Regions from separate parts of the Mus musculus genome. Here region 1 is linked to region 2. Evidence: chromatin loops called from intact Hi-C (ENCODE). Cell type or tissue: heart. All regions are shown on one strand.

The links. Hi-C counts contacts between places; a loop is a spot of excess contacts. Peaks named below come from ENCODE experiments on the same cell type or tissue, not always from the same donor. Only the 100,000 strongest peaks of a DNase experiment are listed, where the experiment ranks them.
Region 1: a loop joins it to region 2, with 2.5 times the contacts of the local background. A loop is called at or near these places in 4 of 42 quality-filtered maps.

Annotation. Positions count from the first base shown.
Region 1 is chr12:80,129,251-80,137,250 of GRCm38, reverse strand. It overlaps 2310015A10Rik (RIKEN cDNA 2310015A10 gene), which reads left to right and starts at 4,407. Exons shown (of 3, transcript NR_033514.1): 1 at 4,407-4,524; 2 at 5,292-5,437. In heart, CTCF peaks have their summits at 4,298 (motif pointing right) and 7,509 (motif pointing left); DNase peaks (open chromatin) are centred at 850, 4,510, 5,772 and 6,580; H3K4me3 peaks cover 2,450 bases; H3K27ac peaks cover 6,139 bases.
Region 2 is chr12:79,833,813-79,841,812 of GRCm38, reverse strand. It overlaps a transcript of Rad51b not described here. Among named protein-coding and RNA genes, the nearest start is that of Gm3596, 5.9 kb to the right of the region's middle. In heart, no CTCF peak of the experiment used is centred here; DNase peaks (open chromatin) are centred at 332 and 3,422; H3K27ac peaks cover 5,334 bases.

The DNA of each region.
Region 1 (8,000 bases), 300 kb before region 2:
CCCAGTGTGGGTAAATGAAAGAAAGTAGACACAAAAAGCCCTGGATATCTGAGGGTCCAGAACAGGGAAATCCATTGACAAGAAGTATACTGGTGACTTCTGGAGGTTGTGGGAGGGATGCGACATAGAATAGCTGCCCAGTGGGCATGGGCTTCCTTTAGGGTCGATGAAAACATAAAAGCTTGCCAGGCAGGGAGGCACAAGCCTTTAATCCCGGCAGTAGGCAGAGGTGTATGGATCTATGTAAATCCAGGGCCAGCCTGGTCTACATAATAAGTTCCAGGTCCAGCCAGGGCTAAATAGTGAAATCCTGTCTCAAACAAACAAACAAACAAACAAACAAACAAACAAAAAATGGAACTAGCTACAGATAGAGAGTCACACAATGTTAGTAATATATGAGAACCATGGAGTTGTTCAGTGTTTTCAAAAGGCTGCCACTTATTCTCCAAGTGCTTGGAAAGTCTCCAGGAAAAGCCAGCTGAGCTCAGACAGCAGGCATGGCAACTGTCCTTAGCCTGGTGGTTATTCAGCTCTTGGCCTCATTGGACCAGATGACAGGAGTTCCAACAGGACCCAAGGGGACAGGGATAGTTCTTCTGATGGGTGCATCCCTTAGTCAGAGACAGGGCAGCATCTGCTTTGCCAGATGGGAATCAGGATTCCTAGGCCGCAGAGCTGGCCCTTCAACACCATCTCTGAGTCTGCCCACATCAGTGTCACCTCTCTCCGTGGCTGATCTTTTCTCTGTCCGGGGTATCGTGTGGAGGACTGTAGTGCTTGTGACCACTGCATGTGACATGTGACCGTTGTCTCTATCACAGCGTGCTCTTTGGTGAGAGGAGACGGTCAGGCACTGGGCCCCTTATCTCTTGGTCTTGTGCCTGGAGTCTGTCATGCAGTCAAGCGAACACTCCTGTTGCGCTATATTTCCAAGACTCCATGCCTGGCATGGGCTAGGCGCTCGGTTAACGCCTAGGGGAGGCACAGGAGCTCCATACGTGCATAGTGAGTGCCAGCACCTGCCCACTAGGTACTGCCAGTCAGTGAGGGACGCCAGACCCTAGGCTATAGAACGCCATCAGACTCTAGGTGAATGCCATCAGACTCTAGGCTCTCGAATGCCATAATAAAGTTTGGATTTAGACCTGTCTGCCCCAATTCAGAGTCCTCTTCCTATTCTGACCCACACCATCCAAGCCTGTGTCCTGGCCTTGCAGTTTGCAGGATGCAGTTGCAGGAGGAGTTGCTGGAACAGCGTTCAGCTTTGCAGCCTCCGGACCCTTTCAGACCCCCAACCCCTTCCACGCTCAGGCTCTCAGCAGCCCCACCCCACCCCTGGAAACTTTTCTCAGACTCAGCCACCACCGCAGCCAGCTCCCTTTCCTGAGAACCTCTGTCATAAACAAGGCAAGGCCCTCATTTGCCTGCCTCTCCGCCCCCACCCTTCCTCACCTAAGGGAGCCTCAGTTATAAATATGGGGGTCACACCTTATACTCATATTCAGCACCTTTCATCTGGGGTGCTCCTGCAGGCTGAGAGGCTAATTAACCTTCTCCCTGGGTAGGGTGAGTAAGAGCTGCCGTCCCAGCCTGGGAGCGGCCTAGCACACATGGGGCTGGCCTTCCTGGGGAGAAAGAAATAGGGTGAGCTGACATCTCCGGCCGCCTACCTCTCCATACTCTTTGTCATGGGACTTCCGCACACAGATCCCCATTCTCTGGCTCATAATGAAGGCCATTTATTGAGTGCTTACTATATGCCTAGGGCTTGCTAAACTTCCACCTATTAAATGTTAACCACATGTGCTGAGCACCAGGGCGGTTGTGAAATTGCACTCGTGGCTCCCATGATGGGGCTTGACTCCCGGCTTGCCAGAGGCCAGTACTTCCACACATGACCTCATGAGAAGCCCTTAGTGCCTGGCACCGAGTCAGCACCCGAGAAGTGATCATTATTAATCTTCAGAATCTTCCGACGAGGCAGAATGCTGTGCTCTCCCCATTTCCCAGATGAGGCAACTGAGGCTCAGAGAGATTAAGTTACTTGCTGCTGGAGATAACCCAGAACTGGTTTTGAATTGGAAAGTGACTTACTTTGTTTCTTTGTTGTTGTTGTTGTTCTTATGTGTTCCTCTCCCTGGCTCAATGGGCCTGGAATCCATGGACTCCCCCCCCCCCGCCCCCCAAGACATAACACTGGAGTGGTATGGGGGCCCTAGATAAACTTTCCTGTCTTCTTTATCCCAGACTGAGTGCTGGGAGGCTGAGCTTAGTTATCCTGATTCCCCCATTCTTCTGATGAAGAAAGGGTTATGCAGGGTGCAGGGACCAATAGAGAATGTTCTCCACAGAAGCCTGAGCAGTAGACAGGCAGAGGCTGTCTGTCCCATCCTCATCTTCAGCTTGGCATGGGCACCCTACAGGCAACAAGCATCCTGACAACAACATTTGTGGTTGCTGTGTGCTAACCCGGCCAACCCTAGAGTCATTAGGGAGGGGAATAAATAGGAGGGGTGAGAACCGAGACTCAGGGAAAGATAGCGTGTCCCCCTATCTGCTCTCCAAAGTGCTTGGAGCGGCAGGGCAAAGCTAGCATGAGCTTGCACGCATCCTTTGAGGTCCTCCTCACATGTTGGAATTGTGACATCAGCCCCAAGCATACAACAGGCCCTTAACAATGTTCACAGAAGAAATTGGCCCCAGACAAAACATGAACTGCATGGGTGGGAAGATGGCACGCTGTCTTCTTACAACTGCCCAACGCATCTGGTTATATCAAATATGATTCTCCCTCAGGCTTCAAGGAAGGGCTGAAACAAATCGGACTCAGTCAGTGAGAAGCCCAGGAGTACCTGGCTAGGGTTCCTAAAGGTGAGGTAGCATTCTGGGTGTGGCTAAGATCTTGGGTCCCAGGGTCTCTTCTTAAGAGGGAGGTCCTGGGTACCAGATGTCTGGACCTTGCCCATTGGTCTCTCTTCTGTTCCCATAGCTTTGTCCTTCAGCCTTTGGATGGGTGGCAATGCTCTGGTCCCCTCTGCTCACCACACCCAGCGCTTTCTTGGGTTCTCTCCAGGACCTTCCTGCTCCCTTCTTCTAGACCCCTCTTTAGAATTTCCACAGAAAGGCCTTTTGTGACAGCTTCCACACAGCCCAGTATAAATCACACATGCTCCTTGATTCGCAGTGAAGCCCTGTCCCAACAATCCCTTCAATGAACTGAAAAGGCCAGGTAGCGTGGAGAGTACACCTGCTTCCGTAACGTACCAGACGTCACCACTGTGCCATGCAGTACACTATAGACCACTGTCTGCTTCCCACTCACGACTGTAGGAACTTCCCGCAGAAGAATACTGTGTTTATTGCTAGTCCGGGGGAAAACCCAGAATTAAAAATTCAACTGTGGTTTCTACTGAATGTATATTATTTATGTTTCACCTTACAGGTGAAATTATGATAAACTGGGGACTGTTTGTAGTTCCCTATTTATGTCTTCTTTCAGTGCCTTAATATTTTCCTCTATAAGAACATGGAAACTTTTCCAAACTGGGCCTGGTGAGATGGTTCAGTTTGGTGAAGGTGATTCACAGGCCTGATGATCTGAGTTTGGTTAGAATCTACAGAATCCACATGTTAGAAGGAGGGAATCCAGTCTTGAAAACTGCCCTGATTTAAATAACTATATAAAATATATACACACATATACATATATGCATATATATTTTATAAGTGAATTAAAACTTTTTCAAGGGGCTGGAGAGACGGATAAGCAGTAAAGGTCATTGGCTACTCTTCCAGAAAACCCAGGTTCAATTCCCAGCACTCACGTGCTTACAACCTTACAAGCTTACAGCCATCTGTAATTCCAGTTCAGGGGATTTAAAAAGTCCTCTTCTGGCCTCAAAGTGCACTGCAGGCACACGGTACATAGAAATACATATAGGCAAACAGCCGTACACTTAAGATTTAAAACTTTCTCAAGTGTCATCTTAGATTTGTGAAATTATCCCGCTAAGTGCCATATGGTTGAGAGCTCCATCAGGGTCCTCTGTGCTCTGTCTGCATACTGTATACTGGAGTGGATGATAGAACCCTGGCCTAAGTAAGTGGGCTGAGCTGGTAGATTCAGGACCAGCGGCCAACAGCAGCAACATTCACCCTGGAATGCCATAAAATACAAACTCTGAGTTGGAGTCCGACCAACAGATGGGAAGACGCCTAGGGAAGTGTGGTGTACGCTTTTGAGAACCCTGTAGAAAGGGTCTCAGTGCCCGGTGGTCCAGGGCAGTTAGGATGGCCCCGCGTGTGCCATTCGGCACACTGGCCAGTGGAGGGCAGTGTTGCCACGCCCATCGAACGACCTCGGCTGCTTGAGCGGCGTGAAAGGCCGGCTGGGGAAGACCGGCGGGGCGGCCGCAGTCTGCTCGCCCGGGCGACAGACGCTCCGAGATGCCGAAGGGCCAGCAGCGGCCCCGAAGCTCCGGGCTGGCCGCGCTGTCGCTCTGCCGCGCCCCGGTCTCGAAGGTTCGCGAGGCTCCAGGGCGCAGGGGAGGAGGCTCGCTCGGGCCGGCCGGGGCAGCCTGCCAGAGAGGGCGGCGGAACCTTGACCGCGGCCCCGGAGGCAAAGGGCAGCCTCCGCGTGATGCCTCGGCGAGCAAAACAAGCCGGCCATCTTGGCGCCCTTAACCAGCTCCTGGCCGCTCCGGGCGCGGCCAGGGGTCCGGCCACCGAGCCCCGCGGCGGGCCTGGGATTTGGAAACCGTAATGCCATGGGCGTGGGGAGGAATTTCTAAGAACGGGAAGAAAACTCGAGGCCCTGGCACGTTCCCTGGGGTGTTTGGAAATGCCATCAGTTAGCCATTAGTAGGCAGGGCCAGCGCTTCGGTCAGTGATTGGATTTGTCCCAGTCGCCTCCTAGTTCTTTTTGCCCTATATTCAAAGAGCTTAAAAGTCATGGGTGGTTGAAGTAGGTCAGAGTGATCACCAGGCTGTTGTTGCCTGGCAGCCCAGTGGCAGGGTCCGAGACAAGGTGGTATTCCAGTAGATGCCCTCGGGCCGTACCAACCCAGGGTCAAGGACTAGCTGCTCCAGTGCTATATGTGATCAGCTCATTTCCAGTTTCTCAATCATTCTGATGTCATCCGAGGGACAGAAGACCCCACGGCTCCTCCTCTTTGCCTAGTTTACACATCGGGGTTGTTCTAGCATTTGTAGTTTTCAGGTTCTAGAATATTCTTTTCCTCTGTCAGCCCCCACTAAGAAGCTTTCTTGATTTCCCCCTTTGTTTCCAGTGAAGGTGCCTCTTCCTGGCTAGCCCACCTACATGCTGTCATCACTGGGCTTCTGCAACTCTCAGTCTTTGTGGCTGCACCCTTCCCTTCTGAATCCTGAGGACCCATGAGTGTCAGGCCCATCATGAAATTGGTCGTCTTACTGGGTACGTAGGTCATGCAGGAACGGGTCCTTGCAAGAGGACTACCAAGCGACTGAATAGGTTTTAATCTGGATTGGGGCCTAGGAGTTATTCACAGGTGTTTTGAACCTTCAGCACAGGAGTATGTATAATGGTGTTTCCTTAAGCCCTGTAATGGAATCCTTTTGTGTGTTTACTGAAAGTTATTCTGAGTAGAACTGTCAGGGTGTGTGCGGTAGGAACCAAAACCATAGGTGTGAACCAGACTGAGAAGATGGGCCCTCAGAGCCCCCTCTGTGCAATTCTGTATGGCTTGGGCTATGGGCAAAGGGAAGACAATCAGGCTGGCAGGCTCAGGACCAACTGAAGACCGGCCTAAGCCGGTGGTTCTCAACATGTGGGTCGCGCCCCCGGGGGGTTTGTCAAAGGACCCTCGGAAGACACAGATATTTACATTATGATTCACAACAGTTGCAAAATTACAGTTATGAAGTAGCAATGAAGGTGATTTTATGGGTTGGGGGTGTGTGGGGGTGGGTCACCACAGCATGAGGAACTGTGTTAGAGAGTTTCAGCATTAGAAAGGCTGAGAACCGCTGGGCTAAGTGCTTGGCAAGACTTGGGGTGTAGGCTGAGGGTCCCAGGAAGAGGCAGGAAAGAAGAGCTTGGGACAGCTTGGAGAAGGTTTATGCCTACGGAGAGATCCTTTCTTGTTCCTTTTAAAAGATGAAACCCAAAGTTGTCCCATGAAGGACTCCTGAAAACCCCTTTCAAGCCTCGGCCACAGATGATCTGCGGAATGCTCATTAAGGGGGAAACAAAGAGGTGGTTTTGTTTATTTATTTAAGGGGAAAAAATAAATGAGCTGTGACAAAACAATTTGAAACCAGGCCCTCTGAGACCTGGGCTTTCACTTCCTTGATGGGAAGTGAAACAGAGAATGAATCCCCCTCCAAATAAAAGTGAAGTTAATAATCAGACAAGCTCAAGCCCTGGCCACATCCTGTGTCAGCTCCCTCCCTCCCTCCCTCCCTCCCTCCCTCCCTCCCTCCCAGGGCTCTCTGTTTATAGCTGCTGAACCCGCCTTCCCAGCCTTGAGCAGGCTTAACTCTTTCCTCCCTGCCTAGGGGAAGCCTCAGTCTGCTCTGACTGAAGAGGCCAGCCTCACAACCTTCAGAGTAGACATGGCTTCAGTAAGGGGATGACTGTCCCCATGTCTGTCCCTGTGGGACCGTCCTCCAGTTCAGCTCCTGGCCATGTGCTTAGATAGCCAAGCTTAGGTTGCCCTGCAGAAAACCCTCAGTGTCCCCTTTCCTTTTGATGTCTCCATGGAAAAAGCAGATATGTCCACTGCCACTGCAGATTCATGCAGCCTTTGTGGCCTGGTGGCTTCTGGGAGAGCTGCAATCTGAGGGATATAGGCCCAAGTCTTTGGGGTTCTGGGCCTGAGTTGGAAGCACTAGTCTGCACATGTCTTTCTACTTCCAAGGTCTTCTGTATGTTTATTCCAGAGCCCCCTCCATGCTGTCAGTGGTAGTCTGTTCCCATTGGGTCGGGGACTCTTGCTAAGCCTATGGACTTTCTACCATTCCAAGCAACAGCTTTGTCTATAGAGCAAAGGTTAGGCTCATTTTGTGGCTTGTCCAGTGTTTCAAAGCTAACAGATGGGATTTGAAGCCAAGCTTTTTGGCTTCCAAACCTGGTGCCTCAGCCCTTGCTCCCAAAGTCTCTCAGAGATTGCTGTCTTCCTTGGAGTCATAAGTTTTGAAAGTTTACTAACTCATTGTATGGGTCTCAACACCCATGGGCTTTCTGAGCTCATTCTAGCCTTGTTGTGAGCTCTCCCCACTTCCCGGGAGCCCACCTAGGGAAGGAGACAGAGCAGGAGGAACTGTTGTGGCTCCTCCATCCTGCCTTCCCTTGGCTCTTCGGACAGTGGTTCCAAGGAAAGGAGGGGATAGAAAGCAGACTTTGAGTTCTTCATCCCTGCATTGGATTGGCTCAGGCCTTAGGAGTCGGGACTCAAACATGGCTGAAGCACATCTCTGGTCAGGTCCTTTGGTGATCCCTCTAGTCCTTCCTTGAAGGTGTGTTGTACTGCCCCCTGCTGTGTGGAGCCCTTCATGGCTTGCTTGCCAACCAGGGTCAACAGCCCTATCAGCACCAAAACCAATCCAGCCTTTAGGAGTGGGTATGAGTTCACCTCCTATAGTTCTACATCGCGTGCGCACACGCGTGCGTGTGTGTGTGTGTGTGTGTGTGTGTGTGTGTGTGTGTGTGTGTGTGACTCAAAGCCATGGCTCAGAGCATGCACTGCCCTGTTCATCAGCTTCTAGCTGATTTAGCCGGAGGGAAAGATCCCATCCTCCAAGGTGACATGTTCTGGACCAGAGGGTGTGTCCTAGACCTCTGGGGAGCATAGTAGCGTCGGCTTCTCCAGTGCCAGGCAGGATACCAGGCCCAAGGATGTTCAGAATAGTCTGCCTTTCTATTTATTTTTTGATGTTTAAGGAAAACCTTGGATAGTGGAGCGTCGTGGCTCGTGCCTATAAACCCAACACTGAGGTGGGAAGGCCCCTGTGGGTCT
Region 2 (8,000 bases):
GAAATCTAGAGAGGGCTGAGAAACAAAACTGAATGCCCATTAGGGAGCACCACCACTATCAGAACCATTAAAATATATTCTGTGTGTATGTGTGTGTGTGTCTGTCTGTCTCCTTCCTCTTCTCCTCTCTTACTCTCCCTCCCTCTTCCCTCCCTCCCTCCCTCCCTCCCTCCCTCCCTCCCTCCCTCCCTCCTCCCTCCCTCCTCCCTCCCTAGCTCCCAGCAGGAAATGACATAATTGAAATCAAACCAGAAACTAGCAAAATAGTGTTTCAGTTCCCTTTTCCATCTCTGTAGCAGCCTTAGCCTCCACATCCCAGGGTCATATGATGGACAGCGGCCAGGTTCCTCTGGCTTCCATCAGCAGAGGATCTTGTTGTCCAGTGTAGCTTTATGTAAAATGAGGGACCCAACCTGGGCCTCAGCACTGGTGTGAGAAAGCACACAGAGGAACATGCCCAAGTTAAAGAATACACACGTGGGCACATATACTGTGTGCAGTCAACATGCGAAGATAATTGCTCACTTCTGCCCACATTCATGTGGGTGTCTTCTGACACCCCATGTCCTGAAATGTCTCAACCAAAGACTTTGGTCTCCTATGCTGGAGATAGCATCCAAATGGATGTGCAGAACAAGGCTGTGCTTCCAGGTCCAGCTCTGGATTCTGCCTGCCTTGAGGAGAATTGCCAAAGCTTTTGGTACTGGAATGTGTCCATGCCTAAAATCAGGGGTATTGTTAACGTGGCCCAGAGACTTCAGAAGGGCCGGGATGAAGATGTAATTAGAGCCTATGAAGGCTTTCCACTTCCTGGATAAAAGGCAAGGCTGTGTGGCATTTTACTATCTACCTACCCTGGCTTTTATATTGCTCCACCTCCTCTGTCTTCCTTTTGGGGGGTCTGCATAAATTTTACTGGGTATTCATTTCAAAATAGACCTATTTCTACCTTAGGGCACAATTTCATTTGCTGTCTTAGAGAATTTCTTTCTAGAACCTTGATAGTCCTGAAAGGTCTACCCCCACCACATGCAAAGAACAACCCACCTCCCCCACCCTGTGGAAGAAGAGGCCTGGGTGTGATAAGTCACTCCCATTGGTGACACTTGATTTTGTCACGCTGCTTGAGCTCAGTCTATAGTGCCACGTGTGTTGCTGGAGAATCTTGTCACCTCAAATGTTCTGTCACCTGTTGTAAAAGGAAGATGACCTCACTCACCTCACCAGGTCAAGTGACATAAAGAGCCAAATTTAGCGAGTAGCGGTGGTTTCTGGCTGCTCTCTCTTTACCATCTGGCGCAGAGGAATAGGGGTGAAAAGACCCTTTTGCTCCTCCTCCTGGAAGCCCTCTGTCTAGCCTCGAACCCATTTTGATAGCAATACCACCACTTGGTTGAGTCTAGGCTGTTCTCATCTCAGTTTCTCCCAAATACTCAGCCCATCACTCCCAGTGCCTTCTCCTCCTCCATGTAGCAATTCCAGGGCCCCCAAGTCATATCCCCATTCTACCCTCCCTTCAAGCCCAGTCCCAAGAGTGAGAAAGCAAAGAGCTCTTGTATTCTTTTGAGCAGGAGAAAGTCCGTTGAAAGTGGCTTTGCTTTGTTGTGCCCACTTCAGAAAAAGATCAAACTGCAGGCTCCACGAAGAAGAAGGGAGGCTTCAGGCAGGAGGAGGAGGGGCAAGCCTAAGCAGGGGGTACAGAGGCTCTCACAGAGCCTGAGGGGACAAGATCCTTACAACTAACCAATATATGGCCTGCTCACAGATGGTCTCATTACCCCAAACCAGCCTAGACAATACAGCTAGAACGTTTCCCAGCAGATAGATAGGCAACCATCTAGTCTGAGGAACTGAGTTAGCAGTATCTACATAGGACCCCTTCCCTTCCTGAGAGTTCTTGCCTTTCAGGTTCCCAGGGAGGAGCACAGAGCACATGCAAGGAAGCCCTTGAATAGGCACTGCTTCAATTCAAGCCTTGGATGCTTAGGAGGGGCCTCGGCATCCCACAAATCCCCCAGTGCACAAAGCTTTGAGGCCAAGTGTTCAGTCTGTTTGTTCTTTGAAACAGGCCCTGGAAGCCAGGAGTTATTTGTTTCCGAAAGGTAGGCGCGCATCAGGTGGGTGGTCGCTGCACTTTCTGTGCTTTGATTCCTGCCTTTCTTTTCAGGACCACTGAGGGGTTTATTTTCCTTCTCGCAGCAGTGCTCCGGGGCTCTGCTGTACACTGTATCTGTGTTGGGTTTTCCCACAGGCCCCTGCAAAAGCAGTCCACTTGCTTTCAGAAGGCCCTGGGCGGCCCCGTGAGGGGGGAGCTGGTTGCAGCTGTATGCCCCTCCTTTCTGCAGCAGGCTTTGATCAGGGTTTTTTTTTGGGGGGGGGGGGAGTGATGGGGGTGTGGGCTGGTGCAGCCTGACCTCCCATCTCCAACATCTCCCAGGTAGAAAGTTCTGTTCAGCCTGTCTGTGGCTTCAAAGGCCCTGCCCCTCCGGGCTGGGACAAGTCTGATAATGGTTCCCATTTTTTGTTGCTGTGTGATCTTCCAGCAGCCCTATCTTTCAGTCGACAGGATCCTGCTTGTTTGGTTGGGCTGCTCCAGCCAAATTGAAATCACCTTTCTGGTTGAGGAAGCACATTGATGTCTGTCTTCTCCCATTGAGACCCCTTTGATGGCTCAGACATGGCCTTCTAGCTCAGACAAAGGTGACCCGGGCCATGGCAGCCAGACACCTGTCCAGTCAGAGCCCGAGCCTTGAACAGGGTGGACATCTGCTTGAGTCTGCAATTCAAGAAGAACACTCCATTTGGCACTTGTGTCCTCGGGAGCACACAGCTTAAGGAAAGCCAAGGCTTTCTGCTCTACTTCCTCGAAGAAATCCAGCCATGGTGGCTGAGGCGGCATCCTGTTCTCCATGCTTGAACTTGAACCTGGGACACAGCCCAGATCCCTAAAGTTGACTACAGTTCCCAGGAACTTGAGCTGCTCTGAGTTGAGAAGCAGGCAGCCAGCCAGTGTTAGGCAGGATGTCCCTTCCTAACAGTTGTGGCCTTACAGGTTCAGTTCTCAGCCCTGGGGCATGAACAACAAGTAATGGGGCCCCTCCAAAATCTATTTCTAGCTCCTACCCCAAACAGTTTCATCTGTCAGTCCCCAGGGTTGAGTCAAAGGACAAGGGCTGAGCCACCAGTGTGCTGCTGTTGGTCTGGAGAGGGGTTGCGGCTTCCCTGGAAGGCTGGCTGACTGCTCCTCTGGGGCAGGTGGGGTTAGGCTGCACATTGCCCTTTGGTTTCCTCACATTTAAAATGAGGGTGGCCAAGGGCAATAGGAGAGCATCCTCCTTCCTCAGTCTGATAGCACAGGGCTCTTCCTTTTGACTGTACTCAAAACAACCAGGGCAGAACAATGAACACAGGAGGAGGCCCAAGGGAATTTATCATGTGGCTGTCCCGTGGCAGTTCCCTCTCTGCCTTTATCTCCTACAGAGGTCTGTGTGGGAGGAAATTCTGGCAGGCTGCATTTGTCTCCCTGGAGTGGAGAGAAGCTGCAATGTTGGCCTCGCCCCAGCCTCAGCCATAGCAAGGAGACCTGAGCCGTCTCCCAAGACTCTGAAGATGTGCCCACCAGAGTGCAAACCTGCAAAGAAGAGACTCCAAAGAGTGTCAGTGTGCCCAGACCAGCCCAGGTCCTCCTCTCTGCTCCTGTCACTGCGTGACAGCTTTGTAGACACTTGTCCTCTGTTGTTGGAAAAGCAGGGGGCAGACACAGCAGTGAACACAAAAATTTCTCACACCAGGGAGGTCACTTGCCTAGAGAATTCATCCTTTTCCCCAGATGCCTGGGAAAAGAGAAAGGACCTCCGAGCCTTGCGGCGATGAGGAAGTTAGCCAGTTCCAGTTGCTCCCTGTGAAAGTAGATGTTTTGCAGCATCTGATCAGGCCATCTCATCTCAGCACTGATTCATTTATTTGTATAGTGGGGGGTATACGCATGCAAGTAGGTACACATGTGTGTACAGGTGTATGTGCAGACTTCATGAATATGTAGAGGGCACAGGAGGAAGTCAGTTCTCCTACTATGGTGCTCTCTGCCTTATTACTGTGAGTCAGTCTCTTGTTGACCCTGGAGTTTGCAGCGTTTTGGCCAGACTAATGGCTAGCAAGCCAATGATCTTCCTGTCTCTGACCATCCCTAGTCCTGGAGTGAGAGGTATATGTGGCTTTTAACATGGCTGTTGGTGATCTAAACTCAGGTCCTCATGCTTGCAGAGCAAGTGCTATTACCCACTGAGCTATCACCTCAGCCTCCCATCTCGGCATTCTTAATTTCATTCAGTCCATATGCAAAATCCTCCCTGCCAAGGGGAAACTCTAGTGCCTTTGCTGCCAAGATTCAGAAACTAAGGAAAACAGTTCCTATCCGGCAGCTAGTCACTGTGGGATGTTGGCCCACCATTCTTTGGGGCTTGAGCCTTTTATAATGCTACAAATTGAACACGGGAAGACCTGGGTTGAAGGTCACCAAGTGATCTTGACTAGGCGACCTGACATCTCATGGCCTCAGTTTACACATCGGCAATACTAGAAACCTCAGAGGACTCTTCTCACTCAGAACTGCATGAGATAACGTCTGTGATGTACCTAGCACACGCTAAGGATTCTATAATGTGACCATTATCATTACCATCCTTTCAAACGCTATGCAGGTCTGACTGGTCGTCCTCCTCCCTGCTGAATAGCAACCTCAGAGAACAGTAAGCCCTACTCTGATGTAAGAAACAAACTCCGGGTGGGAATGGGGGGCATATAGGTGGAGGCAGACCCCACAGCACAAAGGTTAGGAATGTCTACCTGGGACACCAGTAGAAAACTCAGGGACAGATCTGAACATAACCTGATTTTTTTTTTCCTCTCTGGCCATGTCACCTCTCAGGTCAGACACAGTGGGCTGGTTTCTTAGGACTTCAGTGACACATTGGCACAAACAACATCATTTCTCACTCAGTAGACAAATATTCTTTCACACTTTTGGAAAGAAGTCTAAAATTGAGATGTCTGTAGGGTTGTGTTTCCTCCGGAGGTATGAGAGACTCTTTTCTTGTCTCACATAGTCCCAGAGGTTCCAAGTGTCCCCAGACTTGTCCCCAAACTAAGCACTACATAACTTTGTCTGCCTCTGGGGCTGAGCTTCCTCCTCTTCTTTGTGTGTCTCTTAAAAGGACACTTGCACTTCATCAGAGACATGTGGCCTCAAGATTGCAAGAATCCTAACTTGATTACAATTACAAAGACCCTTTATCCAAATAAGGTCACATTTACAAGTTATAGGGTCAAGATAAAACACATCTTTTGGGAGGATCAATCTTCAAATGAGCACATCGCCAGCCTTGCAAAATGTCCAGGTTGATTAAGACTAAAACATCCACAGAAAGTGTTCTTCACCCCACGACAACATCCCTGGACCTCCACTTGGTTCTATCATTCTCATGGCAAAAGCTGGCTTTTAGTTCACTGTCAATTAACAAGAGCAGGAATCCTTGCACCAGAGAGTGGGTCTCCAGCTGGCCCTGCATCCTGGAGCTTCTGAATCTCAGCCAGAAACTGTTGTGGAAAATAATAAAAAAGGAACCCACCAACTCTCCCCAGGGCCGGACCAAACTCCCGTTCTCCTGCCACTGATGTCAGCTTCTCCATCTAACCCCAGCAGCATCTGGCTCGCTTGTCCCTGGAACTGCTGGCTCCCTCTCCACCATCGGCTCTATCCTACATTCTAGTAACCAAATGGAACCGCCAACCCCGTGGTTGCATATCACAGCACCCAGTAACCTGGTAAAATCAAGACTCTTAAAGCTTAATTAACCAATCAGATTTATGTATCAATAATATCACAATTTACAAGATGCCAATTCAATAATTTCAGAGCCAATTGATAATGATAAAAGCTTTATCCCAATTAATCAAACCTCATGATACCACAACTACTTGTGGCTGGTTAACGCCACACAGGTTCACGTCTGTAGCCATCTTCCTTCTCCTCCTACCCTGAGACACCCCCTGTCTTAAGCTCCGCCTCCCCTTTCTCTGTCCAATCACAGACCTCCTCTGCACTAATGTAATTGGACAGGGAAAATCCTGCGACTAGATACACTGAGATTTGGAACCCTGCTTTGCCCTGGAGGCTGATGAGCAAACTGTGAGGACTTGTCTGTATCGGCTTGCTGGGTCCCAGGAAGTACTGATTGGTCGCCTGATGCTCAAACCCTTTACCTTCTCGCCGGTCTCCCATCCTCCCCAGGCCCTGCACTTAGAAAAGGTCTACATACCTAGGGCGCCTCTCTTTTTGCCGACGCTTCTTCTGGCCTTGCTCTGGCCTGATCTTTTCTTTGTTTCCTCCTTCAGCCTCTCTCTCAATCAATCTCAGGTATCCATGTCTAACGGAGTACGAACGGACTTTCTCATAGGGGTTCCTGAGCTCCTGTTACAAGGCCTCCTGTCTTATTGGAGTTTCTATTGCAGTGATAAACACCACAACCATAAACAACTTGGGAAGGAGAGGGTTTGTTTCAACATACCACTTTCGAGTCACAGTTCATTGCTAAGGGTACTCGGGGCAGGAACTCAAGGCAGGAATCTGGAGGCAGGATCTGGTGCTGAGGCCATGGCGGGAGTGCTGCTTACTGACTCGCTCAGCCTGATTTCTTATAGCACTCAGGACCACCAGCCCAGGGATGGCACCACCCACAATGGATTGGGCTCTCCCCCATCAATTGCTAATTAAGAAAATCTTAATTAGCAGATCTTCAGGCCAATCTTATGAAGGCATTTTATTATTTTAATTGAGATTTCCTCTTCCCAAATGAGTTTAGCTTGTGTCAAGTTGGCATAAAACTAGCCACCACTCTGCATGTTGACTCTGCTACCAAGCAAGATGTAAAGAAGACTATACTACAATCATATTCTTCCAGTCAAATACTGTTCTATAGAAATTTAACAAGGGATTCAGTTCCTTACAGGTGGTTTCAAGTAAGTGTTCTGTGTGCATGGAAGCCATGCCTTTGGAAGAGACTCAAAGGACAAGCCATTGCTGTGCCCGTCCCTCTGATGGGTCCAATCCAAGGTGCTCTGATGGTGACCTCTCTGTTTCCTCATCAGCATCTATTAATAGTTTTATGTCAACTTGACATAAACTATAGTCATCAGAGAGGAGAGAGCCTCAGTGGAGAAAATGCCTCTTTATAAGATCAAGCTGTAGGCAAACCAGTAGGACATTTTCTTAATTAGTGACTGATCCAGGAGGGCCTAGGCCATTGTGGGTGCTGCCATCCCTGGGCTGGGAGTCCTGAGTTCTATAAGCAGGCTGAGCAAGCTATGAGGGGAAAGCCAGAAAGCAGCAGCCCTCTGTGGCTTCTACTCCAGCTCTTGCCGCTATATTCCTGCCCTACTTGAGTTCCTGTCCTGCTGACTTTCTCTGACGATGAATTGTGATGTGGAAGTGTATGATAAACAAACCCTTTTCTTCCCGGGCTTCTTTAGTTGTAGTGTTTCACCACAGCAACAGAAACCCTAAGATAATACCCCCCCCCCCCCCCGCTTTGGCATTCCTATTTCTGGCTTGCAGATGTCAACAAGGCCTGTGTAGAATTCAGTCTTTACACATTTGGCCTCTCTGGATCATTTACCAACACAGTTGTCTCCCCTCACCCAACCCCCCACCTTCCCATGTTCATTGGGGCCTAGTTAAGGGTAAGAGGTTGCTGTGACCCTGAGAACAGGTGGTACTGGTGACTAACTGGATATAACATGATAGCTGCATATAACACATACATTGGCAATGGCAATTCAGGGCTGTCCGCTGATTAGCACAGTATGGCGATGGGAAAGGGCCTTACCTCTCTGAACCATCATGACACTTCTTGCTGAAGGCCGCACTCACATTCTTTCTTTTTTCTTCCTGTTCACATATCTGTGTCTTTCCAAGCATATTGTGTGTTCTACACGCATGGAAG